4 separate regions of the Mus musculus genome follow, and regions 1, 2 and 4 are each linked to region 3. A link is a loop called in an ENCODE intact Hi-C map of the cell type or tissue named here. Cell type or tissue: gastrocnemius. All regions are shown on one strand. Region 1 has its middle 26 kb from the start of Gm19866. Region 2 has its middle 34 kb from the start of Tut7. Region 3 has its middle 33 kb from the start of Gm35333. Region 4 has its middle 19 kb from the start of Tut7.

Evidence for each region. A loop is a pair of places that touch in the nucleus more often than their neighbours do. Peaks named below come from ENCODE experiments on the same cell type or tissue, not always from the same donor. Only the 100,000 strongest peaks of a DNase experiment are listed, where the experiment ranks them.
Region 1: it touches region 3 in a loop (6-fold over the local background); 27 of 42 quality-filtered maps call a loop at or near these places.
Region 2: it touches region 3 in a loop (9-fold over the local background); 26 of 42 quality-filtered maps call a loop at or near these places.
Region 4: a loop joins it to region 3, with 7 times the contacts of the local background. A loop is called at or near these places in 21 of 42 quality-filtered maps.

Annotation. Positions count from the first base shown.
Region 1 is chr13:59,887,181-59,892,180 of GRCm38, forward strand. No RefSeq gene overlaps it. Among named protein-coding and RNA genes, the nearest start is that of Gm19866, 26 kb to the right of the region's middle. In gastrocnemius, a CTCF peak has its summit at 2,601 (motif pointing right); DNase peaks (open chromatin) are centred at 2,705 and 3,446; H3K27ac peaks cover 665 bases.
Region 2 is chr13:59,854,323-59,859,322 of GRCm38, forward strand. No RefSeq gene overlaps it. Among named protein-coding and RNA genes, the nearest start is that of Tut7, 34 kb to the left of the region's middle. In gastrocnemius, a CTCF peak has its summit at 2,147 (motif pointing right); a DNase peak (open chromatin) is centred at 2,169; H3K27ac peaks cover 282 bases.
Region 3 is chr13:60,465,495-60,470,494 of GRCm38, forward strand. No RefSeq gene overlaps it. Among named protein-coding and RNA genes, the nearest start is that of Gm35333, 33 kb to the left of the region's middle. In gastrocnemius, a CTCF peak has its summit at 2,900 (motif pointing left); a DNase peak (open chromatin) is centred at 2,891; H3K27ac peaks cover 1,747 bases.
Region 4 is chr13:59,839,892-59,844,891 of GRCm38, forward strand. No RefSeq gene overlaps it. Among named protein-coding and RNA genes, the nearest start is that of Tut7, 19 kb to the left of the region's middle. In gastrocnemius, CTCF peaks have their summits at 1,103 and 3,099 (motif pointing right); DNase peaks (open chromatin) are centred at 733, 1,073 and 3,101; H3K4me3 peaks cover 593 bases; H3K27ac peaks cover 440 bases.

The sequences.
Region 1 (5,000 bases), 580 kb before region 3:
GCTTCTCTTTGCTCCCCTGTCCCAGCGTGGAGCTAGGGTACAGATTTTGATGGCCTCTTATTAAGGTCCAGGGATCAGAACAGAAGGGAAGCAGAGAATGTGAACTTAGGGTCCAATCCTAAGCCCAACAGTGCAGCTCTCCTGAAGGGTCCTTTCGGCTGCCCTTGGGAAGCCATAGTCAGCTCCTCCCCACCCCCACCCCCCACCAAGGAATAACTGATTGACACGGGAAAGGAAGGAGTAGGTTTCCCTCCCTCAGAAAAGCAGGAGGCCCGTGAATCACCGCTCTGATTCAGCTCTGTGGAGCAATCTTCATTTCCAGACCAAGGCTCTACTTTGTCCCCAAGAGATGGATTTAATTAGAAGTTCCCTCCTCCCCACTGAGAACTGCTGAGAGCCTTCTTGATTTATTTTCATACAAGGCAGGGTGTATTTTGGTGTTTTTCCTAAAATAAAGTAAGAGTTGCTACAGGCAGCATTGATCTTCCAGAAGATGGTGGAGAGCTTCTCAGAGACAACAAAACAAAACAAAACAAAACAAAACCAAAAACAACCCACTCCAGCACCTTCTTGAAGCACCAGACCACTATTACCTCTGCAAACTTCAAAAAGGCAACCAAACTTTCCCTTCAAGGTGATGCGCTTTTGTTGGGATGGGCTCTGCCATGCCTCAATAACGCGTATCACCCAGATGTTTCTGGCCTAAACTACAGTGGGTTTGTTGGTTCCTCACTTCTAGTCCACACCCCACACAGATAGGCCAAGATCTGCTCTCATTGAGCTGTATTCAGAGCACTTTCTTTGAGAGCCCTGACTGGCTACTGTCTCGACTTGCAGGCCATGGTGGTACATGGAGTAGAGAGAACTCTAACCCTTGTCACTAATCAAATCTGTCCCAGAAGTGGCAAAAGTCACTTCTGTCTCCTCCCATTCACCAGAACTGGTCACTGGGTCTCACCCAATGACCCAGCAGGCAGGAAGTACAAGCCACCTTCCCTTGTAGCCTGGAGGAGTTGACAGTTATTGACAACAGCAACCACAGCATTCCAGATAAACATTTGTGGCTGAACAGAGCTTCCCCTCCCCCATCACATCTGTGTTCTCTTAGTCTCTTCTTGAAACCTTGGGGACAGCAAGGGTTTCTAGTAACAAGGACACATGCTATTATTCAATCTGTGACTGTCCTTGACATTATGTGCTTTGAGTTACTTCTATTTCCTGGGGATCTCTTTCTCTCTCTCTCTCTCTCTCTCTCTCTCTCTCTCTCTCTCTCTCTCTCTGTGTGTGTGTGTGTGTGTGTGTGTGTCTGTCTATCTGTCTGTCTGTCTGTCCCCATCTAACTTTGAGGATATTCTGAAAAGTGAAGACTAGACTCACACCAGAGCTCTCTGCTGCCTCTGGGGAAAAGGTGCCTTCACCTTAGAGTTGGTCCTGGGTGCACATTTTGTTTCTTTCTCAAATATTCATGTATTTTTATTTCAGATTCCCAGCATTTCTGTCAAAGGCTCATGTCCTCCTCTCCTCCTGTCTTGAACTTTTAACTCCAGAGCCTCTGAGGCCAAATAAGTATCACACCCATGGCTAGAGTTAATGTTAGAGTTAGGAAGAGTTCAGCTCCTGGGTATGTTTTTTTTTTTTTTTGTGGTTTATGATTGCTATTCATATCATAGGGTGTTAGTAACCACAGAGACAAGACACTGTAGAGCCATATAATGTGAGCACACATAGACACACACACACACATACATACACACACACACATGCACACACACTTATACACACATATACACACACATATACACATACACACACACCTATACACACACATATACACACACATACACACATACATACACAGACACGCATATACAGCCACATACACACACATATACACACATACACAGACACATACACACAGACACATACATATACAAATATACACACACACACACACCAATATATACAAATACACACACACACAGAGCACAATTATAACTAATTCTTTATGTTTGAAGGTATGTATTTATCAGAGTTAAATTTCCCACAGTGAGATAGCTCACCATGAGAAAAAACAATTACAGTTACTGAAAATCATTTTTCTTAGACCCATTTAAAGAAGCACAGGGATGTCTTTGCAGCAGAAAATACAGTGGATACAGGAGACAGGGTATGCAAAGCCCTGAAAGCAAGCCATGTGGCATAGGAGGGCAGGAGATTTTAAATACTCTTAGGTCAGGCTAACTTGTTCTAGGCTAAGAACAGAATCCAAACATGGCTAAACCAGAATACTCAGACCTCTTTACAAAACGTATGTGGATAACATTATTTTTTGGAGAGATTATGGGAAGTGACTTTCTTGTTAATACAATTATTTGGGATTACGGCTCAATCCTGGCATTACCAGTGAGATTTTGAGATACCGGGAGGAGAGTTTTTGCTGTGTGTGTTACAGCCCCAGTTCACAGATCAGCACGAAGGCTCTTCCACAGAGAAGAAAAAGTGGTCAAAGTTTGTAAGACTGACCCTAAACTGAGCACAATTCGCCCTTTACAGAGGGGGGATTTTTTTTTCTTTTTGTCTTTTGTTTTCCTCTGTGCCACAAGGTGGCGGTGATCACATTCTCAAACAACCATCTGCCTCAGCTAAAATGAAGCCATGAAGTGGCAAAGTTTGATGTAATCTGCATCAGGAATGGAACCAGTATGTTCACAGTGGAAGGCCGGCACGGTTGCTATGGGAACGTCTCTCTCAATCAGCTTCCTTAACCCCTCAGGAGATAAATGGAAATGACCAATAGCCTTGTGGAAGGACTTCCTGCCATGAGGTTCTGCCTGTCCTCCACAGTGGGACCTCTGCCTGAGACCACAGAATGGGTTCTCCTTCTCTGCTACCGTCCTGTAGTTGTATCAGGGGTAGATAAGAAGCAGCCTTTGGCATTTATGGTTGGACACACAATGTGCTACTAGAGGAAGAGCTGTTTAAAAGATTCATAAGGACTGTACTGAGAGAGCAAGGAGTCACAGAGTCCCACACACTAACTTAAGGCCACTTATCTTTTTGTACCTAGAAGGACAACTCCCCTGGGTGTCACAGAGTGCACCTGAATGGTTATATCAGTACCTCTTAAAATGTAGGTGTGACATCTCTGCATCCTCGGGACAAGCGGAGGCATGCTGGTGACTTCATAGCCATCTTTTCAGACTCTATTGATATTTTCTAAATTCTGAGGGGAGAAAGACATTTCTAAATAAGGATCCATGTTCCCTCTCTCCAGGCTTAGCCAAGTTGGATTATCCTGTGTAAATTATTCAGGGACCCCCCCCCCCCACACACACACACACACACACGCACACACGTACACACTTAGCTACAAGGTCTGAATCCACATCTCTCCCCTGAAAGGGTTGGGTCAGGCACTTGGCAGCAGAATGGCAGTAAGCATCAGCTGGCATGCCAGCTTCACCTCAGGTCCCCATGTGGTACCCGTGAGGAGGGAAGGCTGCTTCTCCACCAGCCCAGTTGCCAGCTTCTTTTGTAGTCTCATGGGAAACACGAGAATGCGGTTGATGAAGGTTCCATCTGAGGTTTTATCTGGATCCCTGGGTAAAAGCGTAGTTACCCATATCTCTAATTTTAAACGAGATGTTTTTGAGGCGTTGCTATGTAGCCTAGGTTGGCTTCAAGATGATAATCCTCCTGCCTCACCCTTCTAAGTACTGAGATAACTGACGTACACTATCATATCCTGACTATCGAGGCCTTCATGGAGTAAAAATGTTTACTGCTCTTCCTCGCCAGGAACCATGAACTGTGTTTATTCTCTGACTGTTGAATACTCCATAGCTGATAAACAGCGGGCACCCTCCTCACACACAGAGGGAAGGAGATTCTAACACTTGGTCTTGATGTCAATATGACACTCCTTGAAGACTTTTCTAGTCTCTTTGGTTTGCTCCTTACAGGGCATGACCCACAGAGGTCACGGCCATTCCCATTTTACAGATGGGGAGACTGAGGCAGTGACAAAGCAAGAGGGTTGTCTGCCCCTGTGCTGAGCTTCAGTCTCCATTTACTTCCCTGGGAATGCTTGCGTGGCATGTAACTTGCAACTGGCACTGGCGTAGCTTTGCCCTTTCTTTTACTGATCTTCTTTAGTATTGGGTGTACAGTGCTTAAATGAGTTGATAGGAGCACTGAACAGTGATAATGGGGTGTGGTAGATACCTAAGTGTTCAATGAATGAATGGGACAGAAATGCCTTTGCTCCCGGTCTCCCTGAGCTGTTGCAGCATGGTTGTGGTTTCCACAACAGTATGTTCAGAGCAGAGCAAGAGGTTTCTGGGTAGTAGTGACAGCTCCCACGGGACTGTGTCCTTTCCCAGAACGATATGTTCTGTTGGCTGGAACAGCCCTTATGGTACCGATGACTACATAGGTACCTATAGATGTATAGGCCTGGTGGAGCCTATCGAGGGGAAGTAGTAAGCATTGTCCTCCACGCGCTGGGCATCTTAAATAGGAGGCACGAGGTGGCAGTGCCCACAGTAGGAGTCTACTAGGCCCCACTGGGATTTCCGCGCAGACCTTGGCTTCTGATGGAGATACTTAAGGAGCCTGTCTCTCATTTCCTTCCTTTCAGTCAGACTCAGGGACTTTGTTAGTCAAGAGTGAGAGATGACGTGTCTCAGGCAGAATGGAGGGTGTCAGGCCTGAGAGGTCCCCTTTTCAGTTATCTGAGGTGGAAAGCAATCTATTTCCTTCTGAATTTTCCACAGCAGCAGGCTCGTTAGGCCCGGGTCTGTCAGAATAGGTTCCTGCTTCATCTATAGAGGTGGTTGATAATGCCCAGTTCGGTCTAGACAGGGTGTGAGACGGGGAGTGGCTTCTCAGATAAGCCATGGAGGGCTGCTCTTGGGTCTTCTGGGTATTAGCGGTTGTTTTTACAATACAACTGTGAAAACAGAGTGATCCCCTTTGCTCCCTCAGCAGAGCCCGCTCCT
Region 2 (5,000 bases), 610 kb before region 3:
GCCCAGGTGTATGGCCCACTCTGTAGTCCCAGTACTCTAGAGGATCAAACAGTTCATGACCAGTCTCACCTACATGGAAGCTAGCCTGGGCTATGTGAGACCTTGTCTCCAAATAATAAATAACTTAAATTCTAAAAATTCAAATTCCACAAACTCTTTCTCAACTAACTGGGGCCCTAGGTCTCATACCAGCCGTGATCTTCATTTTTAACGAAGGTCATTCATTTAAAGTCATTAAGCTCCTTTGTGTTTCCAACCTAGAGATGTTATACCTGTTACTGCCTGAGGGAGTTATATATTTAAATATTTCACTCCCACTCGACTTTCCATATATATTTTCCCTTCAACTAAAATAAATAAAAATTTATCTTAAGCAAGAAATGCATGGTTTGACATAATGACATAATACATCCCCAAATGGTGTAAAATAAATTTAATAATTTGCCTCCTTTTTAGTTTTTGAGACAGGGTCTCATGTAGCTCAGGATGACCTCAACTTTGCTATGTAGCCAAGGATGGCCCTGACCTTATGATCCTCCTGCCTCCACCTCTCCAGGGTGGGGATTATAGGCATACACTACAACTTTCAGTCTACTTGATTTTAGGGATCAAATCCAGGGCTTCATGCATGCTTGGCGAGTAGTCTCTTAGATGAGCTGCGCTCCTAACCCCCATTTTTCTTCTTTTAAGCTAGGCATGTGGGCGCATGCACGTAACTCTTTTCATTTGCAAGGAGAGGCTGGAGAATTACAAGCTTAAGGTAACCTAGGCTACATGATAGTTCTCAAAATACGCACAGGGTTCTTTAAAAATAGTGGGCAATAATTGGCAGCGAAACCTCGTGGACTATCCAAATAAGGCTGGTTATTAATCTAGAGATGAGTATCATCTCTACCCATTCTCCCGCCCCCTGTCATCTTGAGTCCAGGTAGTGTTGCTTATACAACATGTGTTTAGAGCTTACCACTCAGGCCTGGGTAACCAACCTATTAGGAGGCTTGTTCCTCCTCCTGCAGCCATTGATCATCTTCAGCTTTTCACCTAGGGGCGGGGCCCTGTGAAATCCCCCCACCTATGCTCATGGTCAGTGTTGAGGTCTTGTTAGGATGACCATACTGTTGTCATTTCGTGGACACAGCATTCCTGCCCTGTCTGGAAGAAAGGACCTCACAGCAGGCTTCCTGGACCTTGGGCTCTTGCAGTCTCTCCCTCTTCTCTTGCTTGCTATTCTTTAAGCTTCCGGTTTAGGGTTGTGCTGTAGATGGACCGAATGGGGTTGGTCACCCAGAGTTCGCTCCGTCTCAGCCTTTAACCAGCTGGGCATCTCTGCTGTAGTCTCCATCTGGTGCAAAAAGAAGCATCTTCGATGAGGAATGAGAGGCAGACTTAAGTGTGAGTGTAAGTACTTAGAACACAGTTTGAAGCTGCATCCATGACTGGCAAGATGGCTCAGTGGGTAAGAGCGCTTGCTGACTGCTTCTTCCTGAGTTCAAATCCCAGCAACCACCTAAATGAGATCTGACACCCTCTTCTGGTGCGTCTAAGTCAGCTACATGTACTTATGTATAATAATAAATAAATCTTTGAACTGGAGCAAGCAGAGATCCTAAAAATTCAATTCCCAACAACCACATGAAGACTCACAACCATCTGTACAGCTACAGTGTATCACATACATTAAATAAATAAATCTGAAGAAGAAGAAGAAGAAGAAGAAGAAGAAGAAGAAGAAGAAGAAGAAGAAGAAGAAGAAGAAGAAGAAGAAGCAGCTGCAGCCATCTAGAAAAACAGCTTACAGCACCAGGCAAGGGTTCCCTCTTGTTGAGTAGGCTTTAAGTCTTATGAGACGGCAGTTGGTATATTAATGCCACAATCACACCGTTTGGGAGTATCTTGCCATGCCGGTCACGGTCATTGCTATCATGACTTGCAAAAACCCAAATCATAGTCCTGAATAGTCTCTTAAATGCTCCAGGATGTACGTTCTCTGCATCAAACAAAACAAAACAAACCAAAACAAGCTTCCCTCAAACTTCCCCCAAATCTAAAAGAAATGAGCAGCAATTCCCACATGAACCATACAGAAGCTGCGCCTTTCCGTCCTTAGGGAAAAGGTGAGTGCAGAGACTGAGGTGCCGCGCCGTCCTCCTCTGCATGGCCGGTAGAGGGAGCAGCTCACCAACCCTTGATTTCTGGCCCTGATGCTAAGTGGATAGAAGACTCACCCCTCAAACGTCCCAGAACACAGACTTCTAGAGACAAAATAGTCTAGGACTATGATTTGGGTTTTTGCAAGTCATGATTTTCCGTTAAGTTATTCACAGAGTTCTAGAATTACCTTATTATAGTTGGACAGTGTTTGAGGGCGCAGCCTAAACATTGTCCTTCCGTTTCGCCTCCCTTAGAAAAAGTCATTTGAGCATTTCATCCCAAGTCCACAAAAATCTGGCCTGGGTGCTTACCCCAACAATTGGGTTAGATTCTCAGGGTCCAAGATCACTTGTGCAAGGTTGGGTTGAACTTTTTTTTCTCTTTCCTAATCCTTGAGCCTTTGATGTGGCGGTGGAGTGGGAACTGGGCCGAGTTCTTCCTCCCTGACTCATCAGCTCCCAGCTTGGGTGTCTCCAGCGTACTCCATGCTGCGTCTCTTGCTGACTTTGTTGGGACAGCACCTATCTTATGCTATCCCAGTTCACTCTCCCACCTTACTCTTCACTGGCAACCCGGCTATGACCAAATCGCCGCCGCTCGCTCTGCCTCATCTCAGGGCCATTTGCTTATTCTCTCTCCAGTCTGTCATGCACTTCCGGTTCCAGTCACAGGCTTATGCAGGGCTGCATTGCTTCTTTCTTGGAAATCCACGCTTTAGTGCGTCCCAGCCCCTCTTTGCAAGCACTTCTAGCAGTCTTGTGGTACCTCTTCTATTTTCCCTGTCTTTTAAAAATATTTATTTTAATTTAATGTGTGTGAATGTTTGGCTGTATGTTTATATGTACACCACATGCATGGAATATCCAAGGAGGCCAGGAGAGGGTGTTGGGTCCCCTGGAGCTGTAGTTACAGGCAGCTGTGAGCCAGTCAGCGTGAGGGTTGGGATCAAAGTCACGCACCACCACACGTGGGCTTCTTTTTCAATTATTATTATTATTTTTTAATCACCCACTAGTCTGGTTAGTGCTGTTTATACATTCATGAATGTAGAACTATACACTGGACCATTGGAAACCTATCGGTAGCCATAAAGGATCTTTTTCCCTCTTCAAGAAACTTCTGTTGCCAAACTCACTAAGAGCTCAGCTTCACTAAGGGGTGGGGTCTCACTAAGGGGTGGGGTCTCACTAAGGGGTGGGATCCATTAAGGGGTGGGGCTTCAGGAAAAGGTAGGACCTTAGCAAAAGGTGGGGCCCAGAGACCATCTGCTCCATCTGTGCTTGAGATTTTTTTTTTCTGGCTTGATCTTGTATAGGTCTTATGCAGGAAGCCACAGTTACTGTGAGCTCATGATTTTGATAGCCCTATTGTGTCCTGAAGACAATATTCCATGACACTCGTCTCATCCTCTGGATCTTACATTCTTTCTGCCTTCGCCTCTGTGACGGTTTGTGAACCTCAGTCGGGGAGGAGTTTGATCCCACTCAGGGCTGAGTTCTCTATCTCTAGATCCAGTACTACGACCAGTTATGTGTCTCTGCGTTGACTGCTGCCCACTGCAAACAGAAGCAAGATTCTGTGACCAAGAATAGAGCAGCTCAGATCTGTGGGTATAAACATAAGTATTTAGTAGGAAATCTGACAGCATGACCATCAGGCAGAATAACAATAGCTGGCTCCACCCTAGGCTCTTTGACTTCCTCAGTTTTTGACTGGTATTATAGTATTAGGCATGACATTGCCTCCCGTGGATGGGCCTCAAATCTAATCAGAAACTGGATAGTTACCCCATAACATCTGCACTATCATGCATGACTATCATGGCAGTGGGCACCTGTTTCTCTGCATGTCCATATTGTAGCATTTAAGGTCCATGCTGGCCCATTTCCGTCTTTTTGTCCCCAGCAGCTTACATAACTGTACCTTACACGGTGGTGGTTTGAATAAGGATGGTCCTGTAGGCTCATATATTTGAATTCTCGGTCCCAGTTGTTGAAACTCTTTGGGAAGGATTAGGAGGCGTGGCCTTGTTGGAGGAGGTGTTCACTGTGGATGGGCTTTTACGTTTCAAAGGTTCATATCATTCCTGATTAGCTTTTCTTGTTTTTGTGCGTGTAGATGAGAAGTGAGTGTTCAGCTGCTGCTCTGGCACGAATCTACCTGCCTGTCTGCTGCCATGCTTCTCACCATAGTGGTCAGGGACCATGAGCCCCAAATAAACTGTCTCTCTCTTTTTTTTTTACAAGAAGCCTTACTCATAGTATTTTGTCTCAGCAACAGAAACATGACTAAGACAGCACCACAAGAGCTGCCTAACAGTGAGAAAGATTTCCAGTTAATTTGAGATTTGAGAGTCTTCCCTATGAGATGACAGTGCAGGGCTCAGAGGACCCAGAACAACACAGTGTTGCCAGTGCTCTGGGTTGCCCCTGATAGTGGCATATCCCTATTGCTGAAGACACCACATACTTTGGATGCAGGACAAAGAAATCTATCTTTTTAACTTTTTAATGTTTTTCTGCATATATCAGACAAGATCTTCGCCAAAACCCAAAAATACCTTGCAGGATTCTCAGCTGTCAAAAATACTATTTCCTTGAATGAACCGCTTTTATTTGTTCATACAAAGTTTTTCAATGGAGGTTACTAATTTTTTAAAAAATATTGTGACCTGTAAAATCTGTTGGTATGAAGGATATTCTATTTATTTAGTTATTCAAAAATTGGCAAACATTCTGCTTCTATATTTATGGGGTGTTTCTAGAGTTAGAAAAAATATTAACCAGCATTATTGTCATAGCATAACACACCATCTAATGCATACACACAACACACACACACACATATAC
Region 3 (5,000 bases):
ATAATTGTATAAGTGTGGTCAGTTCCAAGAATTCAGTTTATGCAACTTAACTGCAGAGAGAACAAAATGAAAGAACTTTTTCAAGCTCTTTATTAAATATTTAAAAAGCTTATTATAGTATCTCTCCCACCTGGGCCGTGATTAAAGGCTCATTATTACTTAACAGTAAGTCCATTGTTTTTGCCTTAATAATTATGATGAAATTACTTAAAAAAAAAAATTTTAGAGCTATTGCCATCATGAAACTGATGGCTAGGAAAGGTGGCTAGCTTCGCCAAGGTCACAGAAGACTGACATCCATGCTGGCGAAGCACTCACACATGAAATGAGATGAATAAATTCTAAAAAGAATCATCTTAAAGAATGCTCCCAAGACTCATGGTGTTGGTGCTACGTGCCCTTCAGAGAAACAACCAGTAGAACACAAACACACAGAGTTGTTTCTAGGAACTAGCTCACTTGATGGTAGACGGTTGTTGAAGACAAGGCCAATGGAGAGGCTACCAGACGCTCAGGAGCAGCCGGCACAGGAATGAGCAGCCGGAGGGCACAGGCCAACTATGGGCAGAATTTTTTTGTCCTCGGCATAGAACAGGGTTGGGGTCAGTTCCCTCTCCTTTCCTAAGTCACAGTGCACTTCTAAGACGTGTGCTTTCAGGAACACGCCCTTTACCAAGCACCAGGTTCATGTGCTTGATTTGTTTCTTGGTGTTTGGGTTTGGGTTTTTTGTTGGTGGTTTGTTTTTGTTTTTTCCAGTTGTGTGTGTGGCTACCTGTTTATGTGGGCCCACGTGTGTTCAGATACACATGCTAGGGTGTGTGCACGTGGAATCCAACCTCTAGTACCATTTTTCGGGATTCAACCACTTTGCTGTTTGTGTGTATTTTGAATCAGTTCTCTCACTGGCCTGAAGCTTACAATATATGCTAGTCTTTCTGGCCAGTGAGCCCCAGGGATCTACCTGCCTCACCTCCTAAGTCCACACAAACTCATACCTTTTGTGTGTGTGTGTGTGTGTGTGTGTGTAGGTTCTAGGATTCAAACTCAGGTCCTTGCAAGGAAAACACTTCACAAGCTGGGCTGTCTCCCTAGCACAGATACATATAGACTTAAGGATAGAAAAGTTCTCTTTATTTGTTGTCCTTGAAGTCAGGCATATACTTTCACCCTGACCTAGTGAGGGTCATGACCTGCACAGCCCCACCCACAGTGGCCCGGTTTGTCTGGTGTATAGAGATCCTGCTCAGGGTGGTTTTATCTCCCCTCCTAGGCCTCAGGCCTCTGGGACTTGCTGGCAAATGTGGTTCTTCATTGATTCTTAGGGCTGTGTACTAAGCCTTTGCCTTCTGGGGACCCTGTCATCTATGTGTGGCCTGCAGACTACCAGGGTTCTCTGTGCCCAGCCTGCACCTTCATCTGGCTGCTCAGTCCCCTCTTGAGCTAAGCTGAACTTGGAGAAAGGCAGGCTGCTTTCTTCATGTCATTCAGCACTGACTCTAGTCCCAGACAGTCTGTTTTCCTGAACTTTCCTTCCAAGGAAGTGTGGGAGAAGGTTCTGGAAGGTGGCTACGTAAATACCACTTCAGCCAGTGAAGCCAGGACCCGTCCGGAAGTGTCTTGATTAATTTGTTTTCTGAACAGATCACAAACACTGGCTCTCCTCTGAAGTAATATTTGATGAGTTTCATAACAATCTTTTTACAGTAACAGACAAAACTGACTCATGGGGCAATAAAATTGGGCTCTCTCGCTTCCCTTGGCATAGGAAACCATTGCCAGAAGTCAATTTTTTTTAATTACCTCTCTTTTGGTGCTGTTTTTTAGCCAAGAAAATAATCAGAAAGAGAGCACTGTGGCAGTTGATGAGCAGAGGTAGTGGGTTTCTGTCCGTGGGCCGGGTGGGCCTCTGTCTGTGGGCTGTGTGGGCCTCTGGAGCAGGCTGTACAGCAGCCTGAGCTGACCTCAGCTGCCCTTTCTCAGAGCCAAAAAGAATGCCTTCTAAGCAAAGGGAACCCCTCTCTTGGGATTATAAATGACACCTTTCATTTGGTCATCTTTGATAGTTTCTGTGTTAAATGATTTTAATGTGGAAAACTCTGGGGTAAGCCAGCCAACTCCATGATGTCTCTGTGAAAACTTTTCAATCAGGAGACAAATTTGACTTGTCAAATTTGATATGTCAAAAAAAAAAAAAAAAAAAAAAAACCTACGAGAGGTACCTGGAGGGTAAGAGGACTGGCTGCTCCTCCAGAGGACCGGAGTTCGACTCCCAGCACTGTTAAGGTGGCTCCGAAGTGTCTATAACTCCAGTTCTAGGAAATTCAACATCTTCTGCAAGCTTCCACGGGCACTGCACATGCTGCACAGACATGTGTCAGACCAAACACCCACGCACCTAAAATGCAAGGCTTGAAAACAGCTGCAAAAGGAAGAACAAAAGAGAAGCAGCTCCATTAGGCAGCCCAAGACATGCTCTGAGATGTAAGTGTAAGACCTTTTCCTGCTGAGGAGTAGCTTGGCTCCCTCATCACATCAGCTGGCCCAGAGGGCTGCGTCCCTCCATGCAGCCAGCCCACTAGACTGCTGTTACAGCCCCTGTGTAAAAAACAAAACAAAACAAAACCAAAAAACAAAACAAAAAACAGCCAAAGCCACAGACAGGATCCACTGGCTAAACTTTTGGCTACATTGTATTGCTTCCTCTTTCAGCCACTCACTCACTCATTGATTCATTCATTCATTGATTCATTCATTCATTGATTCATTCATTCATTGCCGGCTTGGAGACTTGTGGGCCAGATGACCGGAAGCATAGAGAATTTATTAGTAAGCTACTTTTGTGCCTTGAACACGATTTTCCATTTTATCTTTGTTGTATCTTTGCTGTGGAAATGGCTCCACCCAGTGGTGTCCCCAAGGAATTACATGTCACATTCGTCATAATTTAACTGTCCCCGCTTTAGGCAGACAGACGTGAGTTACTAAATATTTCATAGCATTAAAGTAATTGATTTGTATGAAAATTTATTATCACCGAGATTCTCTCCCCCAACCCAAACTCCATTAGAGTCTTCGATAAACATCATGATGTCTCTCTTAACAGGGAAGAGTCAATATTGAGTTAAAGCAGCGGTTCTCAACCACTTTGGCAAACCTCTTATCTCCAAAAATACTTGCATCACAATTAATAACAGTAGAAAAATTACAGTTATGAAATAGCAACTAAAATAATTGTATGGTTGTGGGTCACCACAACATGAGGGGCTCCGTTAAAGTCATTAAAGTGTCGCAGCATCAAGAAGGTTGGGAGCCAAAGTTATAGGAAGAAAAGTCAAAGCCAGGTTTCTATCATTTAAACTGAAGTGTATTCACCTCCTAGAAGTGTGTGTGTGTGTGTGAGAGAGAGAGAGAGAGAGGGAGAGAGAGAGAGAGACTCTGAGATCTAATTTATTTTTACTAATCTATTCTTTGACAATTTGATACGTGTGTATAATGCATTCTGTTCACACTCATTCCTTCACTCTTTCTTACCCTCCTCCTATTCCACCAAGCCCCATCCCTCTTGTTTCTGTTTTGTGATCCACCAGCTCTAGTGACCGCCATTAGCTTGGGCTAGAGTGTGGAGAGTCCATTGAATTGTGGATAACGCAGAAGTGGCTACATCACTGAAGAAAATTATTTCCCCCCCCCCGCCCCCCACCGCAGTCATCCACCACCATTCACCCCCTGGGCGGAGGGGATCCTATGAAACTCTTTCCCATCTATGGCTGAATGTTTTGGGGGCTCAGACTTGTGCAGACAGCTCTAGCCATTGTGAGTTCATGAGCGTGGCAGCCATGTCATGCCCTCATGACAGCACCTTATGTCCCTCAGATCTTAAGTTCTTTCTCCTGCTTCCTCCACAATGTTCTCCAAGCTGTGGAGGAGACAATAAGGGGGGTTTGTGTAATGCTGAGCATGTATAGTGATTGGTTCTCAACCTTGTCACCAACCGCGAGTTTGTATTAGCAAATGCTCCCTGCAAAGATAAACTTCTTTGAACAAACTTGAGGATATTGCTAGACTACAGAGCAAGCATAACTATTAAGATGCAGCTTAACAAATAAGCTTAGCAAAATAAACCTAGAAGGCTCATCCCTAGAGCCAATGGCTCCCCTAGCCATGGGTCTTTGACCAGGCCCACACTGTTGGACACGAGCTCCCACCTACAAAGTGGGCCTTGTATCCAACTTTAAAACTCAGTTGGTTACCCTCATAACAGCTGTGATTTTCATCATTATTTTGTGGGTGTGAATGTTTGCTTACATGTATGTATCTGTACCGTGTGAGTGACTGATTCTTACAGAGATCAGAAGAAGCCATTGGATCTCCTGGAATTGTAGTTACAGATGGTTGTGTCATGTGAGATGTTGGGGACTGAATTCAGATCTTCTGCAAGACCAACAACTGCTCTTAACAACCACTGAGCCGTCTCTCCAGGTGTTCATCGAGCACTTTAAAGTTTTCATTGCAGGCATCTTTTGTTTCCTTGGTGTGGTGGTTTGAATGTGCTTGGCCCAGGAAGTGACACCACTGGGAGGTGTGGACTTGTTGGAGGAAGTGTATCATTGTGGGGGATGGGCTTTGAGATCCTCCTCCTAACCTCATGGGAATCAGTCTTCTCCTAGCAGCCTTCAGATGAAGGTGTAGAACTCTCAGCTCCTCCTGCACCATGCCTGCCTGGATGCTGCCATGCTCACACCTTGATGATAATAGACTGAACCTCTGAACCTGTAAGCCTGCCCCAATTAAATGTTGTTCTTATAAGAGTTGCCTTGGTCATGGTGTCTGTTCACAGCAGTAAAACCCTAAGACACTTAGATTTCTTCCCAGTTGGTGTGCTATCTGTGACTGTTAAGAAAGGAACTATTTCTTTCATTTTCCCCGAATTCACTTGTCATTGGTGTATAATAGAAAGGCTAGTGGTTTGTGTTGGTTAATTCTGTACCTGCCACTTTGT
Region 4 (5,000 bases), 630 kb before region 3:
CTCACTGCAATGAACATTTGCAAGTAAAACTGGGCGTTACGTTAGTGACACACTGCAAGAAACCAGACTCCATGGGGGAGATTTACTTTATTTTTTATTTTTGTTTTCTTTTGTGGGGTAGGCTGCAAGGGCAGAGGGCAGATATGGAGGGTTGGGGAGATGAGGGGGGTTGGGGGACACGGTGAGAAATTCACAAAGAATCAACAAAAAGTTAAAAACAAACAAACCCAGAAAAACAAAAACAAAATTACAGTGGATGCATGACATGACAGTCTACCATGACATGACACTGTAACATGTCACATGCTTATTTTGGTACACATATTCTTTATTTTTTTTGAATAATTAACAAGTCAGATTTATATAACCAATACATTCTCAATTCACAAGATTCCCACACAATAATTTCAGAGCCAATTGAAAATGATACAAGCTGCCCACCTAGATCAAATTATTCCAATTATTCTATCCCTATATGATATTCATAACCACCTGTGGCTGTTTGAAACCGCGAGGGATTGGGATCTTCTTCCTGTCCACCCGCTTTCATCTTGGCTGGTACAAATACTCTTGGAAAAAATTCTTTCCCTCTCTCTTTTAGTCTATGTGTTGTCTATGTGTTTAAAAAGATTTATTTATTTTTAATTGTGCATAGGCGTCTGGGTGGAGGTGTGGGCAAGTGAGTGTAGTTGCCGTTGGAGGACAGAAGAGGGCGCCAGATCCCCGGTCACTACAGTTGCAGGCAGTTGTGGCCAGCTGATGTAAATGCTGGGAATTGAGGTTGGATCCTGTGTTCTTAACTGGCGAGGCGTCTGTGTACGTGTTTAATTAGGTTACAACACTTAACTAACACTGGACAACGATGCCCAACTCATGATGGCAACTTGTGGTTGGCACAATTAAACTCATTGCTGTTTTTAAAGCAACTCCTGGGTTTATTTTATTTTTCTCTTCTGTTTGTGGTGCTGGGGATTGGGCTAAGAGCATGGTACTTGCTAGGTGTAAGTTCTGTGGTTGAACTGCATGCATGCATTCTTGCCCCCTCTGCTGTTAAGCTGTATGCATTGCATCCCTGCTTCCTCTGCTGTTGAGCAGCATGCATGCACTCCTGCCCCCTCTGCTGTTGAATCGAATGCATTGCATTCTGGCCCCCTTTTCCGGTGACATTTAACTGATTCATTTAAGATCACAGAAGTCTCAGAGGCCAATTAATGTGCAAATTTGTAGCTCCAAGGAATTCAGATCTTTAGAGGATTTTGAAATTCAGGAGGAATGTTGTTAAGACCCATAACATAAAACAAAAATGACAAAAGAAACATGCTGAGCTGTCCGCCACGATGAGCACCTGGAGGAAACACATACTGACTGTGCCACTATTCAATGTATAACTGGCATTAAGGTGACAGGGACTGTAGACTGTCTCCGTATTCTTGTGCTATCTGTGAAAGAAAACTAAACAGGAAGGTAGGACTGTGTTGTGGTTTCTGCTGGGGTTTTGAAGGAGAGACAGGTTGTCCTTTTCAGGTAGAAGGTCTCTGATAACTGACCACAGAGGGCTGGTGCTGAGGAAGAGTGTCAACCCCAAGAGACAAAGCAAGGTGTCCTCTCTTTAAGGTCCCTTCTGGGGAGGAAGGGAGAATGGAAGTCTTGCATCCCGAGGAAATGGAAACTTAGTTAGTGTGTGACCTGTGTGCTCTGAGGTATAAATCATACCATGTGTCAGGGGTCACACAGATAGGGAAGTAAGGCTGGATAATTAATATGTGACTGGAGTCAGACTACCTTGAACCCCAGCGTGGATGGGGGTGGGATGTTCTTACCTTCCTAGGGCGTGGTTCCCTGGATGGCCCACGCTTTCTCAGACTTACCTTAGTTAGGGTGGTCAGGGTGTTATTGAGCTCGGAGGGGGATGTGAGCGCCCGTCTCGCCAGCAAGAACGACGCCACAATAGGATCCTTCTGCACACGTTTATTGGGAGAGCATTGATTGCATAAGCGAAAGACCCTGAGCCCAGAAATGGTGCTGCTTATATAGGCCTAGGAGTGACGTGTCCATACCTGATTGGTTATGCTACCAGTACCTCATTAATATGTGTCGGGCCAGGCAGTGACTCGGCAAAAACCTCTTATGCACATGCGCACATTGGTTGTTTACCCATAATCATGGGCAGTGGCCAGTGGTAGCCAGCGCCACTCTGCAACGGCACATGTGGCTTCCCCCAGGGGGAGGGGTAACAACCTGTGCCCCAAACCACATTTAGCCACCCAGTTCCAGTAAGTCAGTTAAAAAGAGTCACATTGTTAGAGTTAATAACCAAAAGCAGAATAAGGGTTGTCATTAAGTGTGGCCATATTGGAAAGAGGGACAAAGGTCCAGCAGATTCCTCAAGCCCGTCCTCAGGGTGCAGAAGTGAGATCAAAGTTTAAATAAAGGGCAGAGGATGTGTGCACTTAAGCAGTGTCAATCAAAGTGAGGTCCCGCCCACCACTGACTCGGAGCCCGGGCTTCAGTCTCCTGAGGTAGTTTGACAAGATGTTAGAACTGTGTGAATTCTCTTCTGGGAGTCAAGTGAGGTGTGTCTCTTTCCCTGCGTGGGGCTCCAGAGAAATTCCCACTGCTTTGGGCTCCATTGTTTCAGTAGTCTGACAGACCGAGAGACAAGTGTTCTTTGGAATGTCTTCATTTCCTCCGGTTACAGTGACATCGGCTATATCCAAGGAAGTCCACTGTGGGCCCAGGGTGTGTCTGGGGAAGGTTTGAGGCAGAGGACATGTGCCTGATGTGTCAGATGAGCTAGCAGCCCATGCGACCTGACACAGTGAGCCAGGTGGGGATGGGGTGGAAAGCTACCACGACCAGATCCCAGTTTGTTACTATGTGAGAGCATGTGAGAACAGGAAACAAACTATCCATGCCCAGGACCTGCCCTCAAACTTCTTTGTTCAGAGAACTAATTAATAATTCCTCAAAAAGTTAAATATGGAACAATCATATGGCCTAATAACTCCGTTTTTGATCTAAATCCCCAAAATGCAGGAGGCAGAATCCCCAAAGGAGCATTTGCATGTGTTCATAGTAGCAGTACTTATAGCAACCACGAGGTGGCAGCAAATCATGCCAATTGGCAAACCATGTTACTTAGTATCCAGGGTTGGGTTCCTGCGGTTTAAGAAGGAACAGGACCGTGGTCAATTTGACTATATCAGGAATGAACTACAATACGGAAATGGAGGGCACACCTGTGATCCGGATCTTGAAGCAGAAAGACAACATGCCTTTAATCTGCATCTTGAGGCTGAGGACAGGGGTTTTTCATCCAGCGCTTGAGGTGGGATGACACAGCCTTTACTTCAGATCTTGAGGCACACAATCCAGGCCATACCTTCTGCTGGAGACCTACATAAGGACAATGGAAGAAGGAAGGAAGGTACGGATCTGGAATAGGCATCTAAAGGTTTCTAAGTGTGCTCTTGAAGAGAATCTCCTTGCCAGTAGCCCTAGAGCTCAAGTTGTGGAAGATCAAACAGAAGCCCTCAAAAAGATGGCTGAATTACTACAAAAATCAAGTCTGAGCCTCAGAGGGTGTCAGCAGCAGTTAAAGTAAGGTCATTAATTGGCAAAGACTGGGATCCTATAACTTGGAATGGGAATGTGTGGAAGGACCCTATTGAAGCTGAGAACTTTGAACTCTCAGATCCTCAAGGGTCTACCTCACCTGAGGATGCAATACTTTCAGTCCCACCCCTTGAAATATTGCCCTTTTCACCTGAGGAAATTAATCCTTTATTATTAGATAAACCAGCAGTGACTTTCTCTGAAGAGAATGCCAGGCAAGACAATATTGATGTTCCTCAAGGCTCACCAATCATTGCCTCTAGACCTATAGACTAGACTATAGACTATAGACTCAAGGTAAGGCAGGCCCCTAGAGGGGAGGTAGAAAGTGTAGTCCATGAGGAAATGTGTTACACTCCTAAAGAGCTTAATGAGTTTGCTAATCCATTTAAGCAGAAGTCTGGGGAATATGTGTGGGAATAGATTTTAAGGGTGTGGGATAGTGGTGGAAGGAACATAAAACTAGATCAGGCTGAGTTTATTGACATGGGCCCTAGGTTTAGTATGGAAGCTTGCACAGTTAAGAAAGGTCTCAAAAGTTTGAGTGGTTGGCTGAAACGTTTATCAAAAGAGAGGTTACCGAAAAGGAGATGGAGATGCCTGGCATCCCTTGGCCTAGTGTTGAGGAAGGGGTTTTAAGGCTCATGGAAGTTGCAGTGCTAGAGTGGATACGTTGTATAAAACCTAATCTTCCACATTGGAAGGCCCAGAAGATGATATGCCCTTCACAAATCCTGTAAGACGCTAACTGGTGAGAGGGGCACCAGCACATTTGAAGAGTTTTGTTCTTGCCCCTTATTTTATGCCAGACCTTAGCATTGGAGCCGCTGCTGCTCAGTTGGATGAATTAAATGCAGCAGGTTTAATTGGGCCCCGAGGTAGCAAGGGCCAGGTGGCAGCATTGAATTGCCAGAGACAAGGTGATCGTAGTTATTATAATGGGCAGCGTAGACAAAGTGGATTTTATAATGGCATGCCTTGTACAGACCTTTGGTACAGATGGCTAATTACTCATGGTGTTTCCAGGCATGAAATAGATAGGAAGCCTACTGCATTTCTGTTTGATCCGTATAAGCAGAAACATTCTCAAAAGAGGAAAAGAAAAAAAAAAAAAAAGAAAGAAAGAAAAAGGCTACCTTGGATCGCCACACAAAGCAATCTCAGCCAGTGAGTCAATTTCCATATTTGAGCCAGTTTGCAGACCCACAACCCCTTGAATGAAGGGGTGGCCAGGTTCCCTTGAGGAAGAACCTTGGTAAGACACCTAATGGTTTTGTTGTTAGCCTTTCTCCAGTTCTTCCCCAAAGGACCTATGGCCTTTTACAAGGGTTACAGTACACTGAGGGGAGAGGAAGCCGTGAAACTTTCGGGGGTCTATTGCATAC